Linked DNA regions of Mus musculus: regions 2 and 3 are each linked to region 1. A link is a loop called in an ENCODE intact Hi-C map of the cell type or tissue named here. Cell type or tissue: heart. All regions are shown on one strand.

What was found. Hi-C counts contacts between places; a loop is a spot of excess contacts. Peaks named below come from ENCODE experiments on the same cell type or tissue, not always from the same donor. Only the 100,000 strongest peaks of a DNase experiment are listed, where the experiment ranks them.
Region 2: it touches region 1 in a loop (7-fold over the local background); 7 of 42 quality-filtered maps call a loop at or near these places.
Region 3: it touches region 1 in a loop (5-fold over the local background); 19 of 42 quality-filtered maps call a loop at or near these places.

The regions. Positions count from the first base shown.
Region 1 is chr12:54,545,057-54,547,556 of GRCm38, forward strand. No RefSeq gene overlaps it. Among named protein-coding and RNA genes, the nearest start is that of Gm40425, 3.6 kb to the right of the region's middle. In heart, a CTCF peak has its summit at 1,374 (motif pointing left); no DNase peak of the experiment used is centred here; H3K27ac peaks cover 663 bases.
Region 2 is chr12:54,488,611-54,491,110 of GRCm38, forward strand. No RefSeq gene overlaps it. Among named protein-coding and RNA genes, the nearest start is that of Gm36213, 10 kb to the left of the region's middle. In heart, a CTCF peak has its summit at 1,278; no DNase peak of the experiment used is centred here; H3K4me3 peaks cover 264 bases; H3K27me3 peaks cover 358 bases.
Region 3 is chr12:54,097,620-54,100,119 of GRCm38, forward strand. All of the region lies in intron 5 of Gm35818 (a long non-coding RNA gene), which reads right to left. Among named protein-coding and RNA genes, the nearest start is that of Gm35818, 43 kb to the right of the region's middle. In heart, a CTCF peak has its summit at 1,387 (motif pointing right); a DNase peak (open chromatin) is centred at 1,372.

The DNA of each region.
Region 1 (2,500 bases):
TGAGCTCCTAAATAAATGTGAGTCCAAGCATGATAAAGGTAGAAACCTCCCACCTAAGTAAGACCCACAGAGTTAACAAAAAATGAATGAGGCCGGGCGAGGTGGTGCACACCTTTAATCCCAGCACTCGGGAGGCAGACGCAGGCGAATTTCTGAGTTCGAAGCCAGCCTGGTCTACAAAGTGAGTTCCAGGACAGCCAGGGCTACACAGAGAAACCCTGTCACCAAAAAAAGAACGAAAATAAAATCAGACACCATCCAAGCAGTATCAAATCATCTCCAAGATAATTCCTAACATTTTCAGGGAAGAGGAAGCTACCTGTAGTTGGGGGAAAAGTGCTAATGGGTGAGGGTATTATATGAACAATACAAAACCACATGATAAAACCCATTTTGTATAATTAACATATGTTAATGAAAATGTTTTTAAAATCGAATACCAGCAATAGCCATATGATTGGTTAGAGACATAAATATTGTAATAGTATTTCTTCTTGATGTGATTATGAATAAACATAAGTATAAATTACTCAAAAGTATCTAGGACCTCCTACAAGTTTTATTGCTCGCCCTCCAAAAAGAAGATACATTGGAAGTCTAATCCCCAGTGGCCCAAGATGTGATGATATTTGGAAAGAGTTCTTGCAAATGTAGCTGGTTAAGATGATGTCACACTGAAGTGCAGTAGACCACTTACTGAATAGAACCCTGGTGTCCTTACAAAGAAAACAATCTCATGGAGACAAAGGATGCAGTTAAGAAAGGCATGGGAAGAATAATACGGCACTGCCCCGAGCCGTGGAACTCCACCAGAAGCTCACACAAGGCAGAGGCGGACTCTCACGGAGTTCATAGGGCACACAGCCCTGCCAACACCCTCACTTTGGACTTCTAACTTCCTAAGCAAAGCATCTTTCCTCCTCTCCACCTACTTGCCTCCCAAGGGCTGGAGGATACTGAATCAGCCCATCTTAAAGCAAATCCACTAGGCAACCAAACACCCAGCCCCATTTCCATAAAGACACGGGTTAGGGGACGCTTGGTTGCAATGACGGTATAGAGTTGGCTTTTCTTTTGTTGTATTGAGCACAGAAAAGGGAAGCGCTATCCCAGAAATCCTTGCGATCCACACCTATCCAGAAACCAGTCTCTGGTTCTCTCTGTGGGAAATGGGGCCACTAAGAGGAAGTCATCAGTGAGGGAATTACTTTCTGGTAACATGTTTAATTACGATACAGCCACGACTGTCTCTTACATCGGAATCCAGCATGCCAAGATTTACAGCCCTTAGCAGTTTTGCCTTTGTTGTGTCAAGCAGCCTTCTTTCAGATGTTTGCCCGTGGACCTCTGTTCAACTGTGTCATACTGCCCCCTACTGCTTGGGTGTCATAATGTCCTCCTGGCTGCTCCTACTTGCTGGTTCTGAGATGTGGCTTTGGCAGGGATTGGAAAGCCTGACATACTGAACGCAGACCCTCGGGGATGCAGGGGAGATGGGAATCTTTTTTATTTTTAAACCCTTAATAAAAAGCAGTGAACAACATAGCTATGTTTGTTTGGAAACACAACCATCTCACTTGCTTCAGCTTGGGAGGAAAACCAAGTTTGCAGAATAAGGGGATAGAGAGTTTTCTTTCCTATGTTGTGGGAGCGGCAGGGCTCTTCAAGAGACATCCTCCCTTTTCATGATGTGACAAGAGAAAACCCATGGAAGAGAAGCTGATGAAATTTTAACTAATCCAACCAGCCAGAAGAAAAGCGCAGTATTACAAAGGGGGCCCCAGAAAGGGTGGGCTTTCCTTCCCGCACCAAAGACACAGCACAGGGCTTTGCAAAGCCCTTGCCGCGCGTGTGTGTGTGTGTGTGTGTGTGTGTGTGTGTGTGTGTGTGTGTGTGCCCAGCCAGCCCCTCTCTGCTGTGGCTTCTTTGCCACCTCCACAGCGCTGTGGCTCCCGGCCTGTAGGAAGAGGAAAACTGGAAGTGAGTGGTTCAGACTTTAAAGCAAAAAACTGATTCTCAAAGTACTCTGCTGAGCCTCTAGAACAAAAACAGTAACTCAGAACATATTCCCCAGCCCCAGCTGGTGGTTTTAAAGATTGTTAGATAAAAACAAAACAAAACAAAAAAAAACCCTAACTCTGCTATCCACCAGCAAAGCTTCCGTGGTACCCAGTGTACACTGAGCCCACGCAGGCCTTCCGATGGCCCACCCATGCACCTGCATTTGGCCTTTGGCCTTAGTTTGGCCACAGACATGCATGTCCAGTTGGTCGAGTACTGACTCTCAGGGGACTGAGGTTCCTGTGGCCCTTGGGTGGCAGGAGCCTTGCTTTTATACCTGTACTCCTTGTACACCGATATGTGGGGGCTGGGAGGTGTGCACACAGGGCAGAGGTTTGGTCCTGGGGCAGTGTTCAGTGCTTGGGTCAATGGTCCCTAGGGAAGGAGGGTTACAGAAGAACACCTACCCTTATCACACAGAGTGTCTCCAAAACTCTGC
Region 2 (2,500 bases), 56 kb before region 1:
ATAGCCCACTAAGCCCCATATCCCCCGCCTCATGGCTGTGACAACATGGTTGTGGTAAACTTAACAAGGGACGGGTTTATTTTAGCTCATGGGTAAATTGCCCATCATGGCAAGTAAATAACGCCAGCAGGGGCATGAGTCAGCCAATCACACTCTCCTTTGCTTCCATTTAATTCAGCCCGTGAGACAATGCCACCCACATTCAGGGTGGGTCTTTTCCTCCTCAGTTAAACCTCTCTGAAAACATCTTCACAGACACATCCAGATGGATGTGTCAATGGAGAGATGACTCAAAGGTTAGTGGCAGTTTCTGCTCTTCCAGAGAACCTGAGTCTAATTCCCAGCACCCACATGGTGGCTCACAACCATATGTTGTGTTACATAAATACCTGGAGACACACATACACACATCATCATCATCTATAAATAACCCAGTAGTATGTCTCATAGGTGATTCCTAATAGAGTTAAGTGGACAGTAATGATAAACCAACACAGGTATGGCTCAAGAATTTTCTTCTCTAACAAGTGCTACGCTGGTGCTGTTTGATCCAGGCTGAGAACCAGAGAGTTAGAGTACTTTAGAAATGTAAGAAGATGGACGTGTTCTTGGAAAACAAGAGAAATCAAGGTTCAGATTAGGACTTTCCATATAGCCCCAAAGTCATCAAAATTCGTCTTGAGAAACATAAACCTAACACAAACAACTATTAGCCTATGTTCCCCCTAAGCAAAGATATCTGATGTGTCTCTTAGCTCCTTTTTATTCACTGGCCACTCATGAACAAGAGCCTTTAATCAAGACCCTCTACCCTGAATGATCATCACTCTTTAATTCCGTGGTTCAAGTATGAACCCAGAGGAATTTTGTGTGCCTTAGACCAAATTCTCCTTCAAGATAAAACAATTACAATTATATATATTTTAAATTCGTGTTTCTCTTGTTTTTTCTGTTTCTCGGGCTTTCCATTCTCTCTGCCTGCCCTCTCTCCGCCCATGAGGTAAGAGAACAGTGATTCTTGGATTAAGACTTGACAAACCACCAATAGTTACATATTCCTTGCCACCACAAGCCTTTCCACTTGTCACTGAAAACGGTGGTCACCAACCCCACCCACTCCTAGCCTGCCTCCCGTACAGAAGCCTCCACGTGGTGATTGTTGTACCCCTTTTCATAAATGGTGTTACTATATAGTGTCTTTGAGCACTGTGATTTCCTTAAGTTTTTCTGCGGACTTTGAGGTGACTAAAGTTGCATTGTAGCTCCACCTAGAGCCTGCTGCTGGTAAGACCTAGGACCCAGAGCAGACGGATGCGGGACACTCACTTCCAGTAAGTAGTAGGCTTAATGAAAACTCAGCTCTCCGGGATTCAAATGGACTGCAAGGCTATAAGAAATTGCTCAGCGTTAGGTCAAAGAGGCCTTCCCTCTGGACCTGTGACTTGATAACTCTCATTTTAAATAGTGTCATCGGCTTGGATTTTGGCTTCACGTTAGGATTTTAACTCTGGAGACACAGTCTTTTCGAAAGCATTTCGATAGGGAAGGAGCCTGGAGGGAGGAAGTTCAGCAGCTGACAGACCTTTTGGCTCTACCTCAGCTGCGTGGAGATCTGCGACCTGAAAAATCAGCGTGGCCTGGCCCAGGGCCGGTTGCAATGGAATGTGCATGTGCCCGAGAGTCCATTAGTCTCATTTAATGTGTGTGTGTGTGTGTGTGTGTGTGTGTGTGTGTGTGTGTGTGTGTGTTTTCCCCTAGCGGATAAATGTGAGCATCAAACACCCTGGCTTTTTTACAACACAAAAATCACAGGTCAGTGCCTTCCATGAGACCTGTTTGATAACAGGGAACAAGGAAGCAACGTTGGAGGACACTCAGACCCAGGAGGGTGAGCAGAGTGTTTGGGCAGAGCCAGGGGTTTGTCCCTGTAATTTAAGTATTAAATTAACTCTCTCTCCTGCTTGGGAAGAGAAATCAACACATTGCTGCAAGCCTCCTGCCAGCAGCAGCCTGCACCAAAGCTGCCCTAGGTCCCTACCACCAAGTTCTTTCATGGAAGGCTAGTCTTCACCCACCATTAAATAGACCAGGGTGGATTTTAAAGCACAAGGAATTCACATACCTTTCTCTTGACTATTTATATCAAGAGGTACAAAAGCTGAGCCATGCAAATGATGGGACCCCCTTCGTAAAGGTCCACAAATGTTGTCTGCTATGCTCCTTGGGACTGTTCCAGCTTCTGCATTTCCTAGGCCTCCCAGTGTGGCTTTTCTGTAAATTCCATGAGTCCTGTGCCCCAAATCATCTGAAATTGTTCCTTAGTAGTCAAACTGCTGACCACAAAGCCAGGGACGTTAAAGAAACAACCGGACCATCTCCCCAGAAGAGAGGTGAGAAGGGCAAATGAAGAAGACCTGGCTTGCATCTGACTGTGAAGGAGTAAAGTCTAGGATCAGTCAGGTCAGAGGGAGGCCCCAAAGTTCAGTCACGCCAACCGCAT
Region 3 (2,500 bases), 450 kb before region 1:
GGCTCAATGAAGGAAGGATTGGGTGGGAGCACATCAGCAACCTTAAAATATTTTCAATATTCAAAAAGTCAATTTGGAAAGACTTTGAGCATACATATAGCCAGTGAGTGAGGTGCTAAATAAATCATGAACCATGTTTAAATCCTTTAAAAAAAAATGGAAGGCAGGCTGAAAAGATGGCTCATAGGTTAAGAGCACCTACTACTCTAGCAGAGAGCCTGTGTTCCGATACTAGCACCCAAATAGCAGCTCACTATTGAGCTCCAGTTTCAGGGAATTTGATGTCCTCTCCTGGCCTTCATGGGCACCTGCATGCATGCCACATATGTACACACATAGGCAAATACACACACACACACACACACACACACATGATCAATAATTAAACCTTTAGAAAAAAAAGCACTTCATGCATTAAATCAGACTCTGGTCTATAGATTCATGTGTGAGTCTTTTCAGCAAAGATTTGGATGGCAGAGCAAGAACGTGGGTTTTCAGTTAATAGTGAAAGTCTCCAGACAAGAAACAAATTACAGAGAATAAAACTCAGGATCACAGAAGGTCCCAGCCAAGGCTGAGCTCCTGTAGTTGCGATGCAACTGCTGGAGCACTGATGAAATAAACCAAACCAGGTGTAGAAGCCCACGCCTCTAATCTCAGCAGATTAGATAGCTGGCAGATGTCTATGAGTTCCAAGCCAGCCAAGGATATGTAGCAAGACCCTGTCTTTAAAAAAAAAAAAATTAAAATTCATCGTGCCTCAGAAATCAGTGTGCAGGCTTCCATTCATGACTGACACACACAGTCGTTATTCATTCGACGGAGATTTACTGGGTGGTTGACAGGCTGGCAGAGGGATGCCAGAAAGATCTCTATCTTCCCTAAAGCTTATTGTCCAGTGAAGACTAACTGCAGCTCAGCCAAACTGTTATCAGAGGCAGTTCTTACTTATTGGAGATCTTAAGCCAAAGATAATGATAACCAGCATTTTCTGACTGATCTGCAGATAGCCAGCCGTTCACGTTCTCTTCCCCATTCAGTCTTCCGCTGGCTAATGCTATCCCAGGTCCTGAAGGAAGATGCCAACATCATATGCAGGTCATTTCCTACCGTGGTTCCTGAACTTTCTGCTGTCAAAGCTGTGCTGCCACACCAGGCTCAATTCCTCACTGTTGCCTATCAAAGCCTTAAGCCTCTAAGATGGCACTAGAGTGTGGTCTGCTGGAGTTTTCGGCTGGCTGCTATGTTCTTATGGGCCATGGGTAAGGGAAGCTACAGGATGCCTTGGGCAGAGACTGTGCCTGCCTGTCTGACATGCAAGGCGACTCCCACACCACTGCCCTGCCTGGATGGAGCGGACACGCCTTGGGTTGTGGGAGAATTTGGCCGCTAGAGGGCAGGATGCACATTGAGCAATCCCCACAAAAACAGGGATAGACCTTTGTAAGAAGACAAATTGCAGGCCTCCTTAAGGAGCCCAATGCTGGTAAATGTTTGCTTTGTTCCCACACTGACTTTTACAACAGAATATAATACATGATATTCCCACGTCAAGCCAAAGTGATGGGAAGAATCTTCCTTGTGATTGGCTCCCATTTTTTTCTATTCTCAGAATTGCAAAGCTTCATATAGTTCAATTAAGAGATGAAAGACCAGAAGCTTGTTATCTTAGCATCTTTCATGAACTTTACAGTACAGACTAAAAGAGCAAACACCCACAACCTAATGTCCATGGGATAATAAATCCCAAGGGCTTGGGTATCAGCCAAAGGTTCAAATCCTGGTCCAAATACTCACCAACTTTGACTTTGTTCAAGTCTCTTAACCTTCATGAACATCAGTCTCCTCATCTATAAATCAGAGCCTACCCAAGATGGTTTATAGAATGGGGCAGGTGTTAGATGAATTGCTAAGTACGAACACTTATAGTCAGCACGCTTAGCCTAGGCTGCCATCTGTAATGGTCATTGTTAGCAGGATAGAAGTTTAGCTGTACATTCTAAAGGTTACCTTGTCCTCCTATTGTCACAAATCTCCTGTGGTGCAGCCATCACCTTCTTCTCTGTTACAAATCAAGAGGTTTCCTTCCTCAGACAAAAGGCCAGCCCTTCAGTCCACAGCCCAGAGTCAGTCACATTCTCCCATCTTCCCTGGGAACTGGACGTCTCTGAACAACACCACACCTGATTGTACATCTTCATCTCTCTCCCTCCACCCACCCACTCACCTCTCCCCTTGCATTCCCAAGTTTAAATGTAGCTGAGCCTATTTTGTCTCAAAAGAAAAACAGATAAGTAATGGCAAAACCTCCATAATAGCTGTGGTGATTTGAATATGCTTGGCCCATAGGAAATGACATTATTGGTAGATGTGGCCTTACTGGAGGAAGTGCAACCTTGTTAGAGGAAGTGCGTCACTGTGGAGGCGGGGCTTTGAGGTCTCACAGGTATGTTCAAGACTGGCCAGTGTGATCCAGACCCTCCCACTGGCTTCCTTTGAA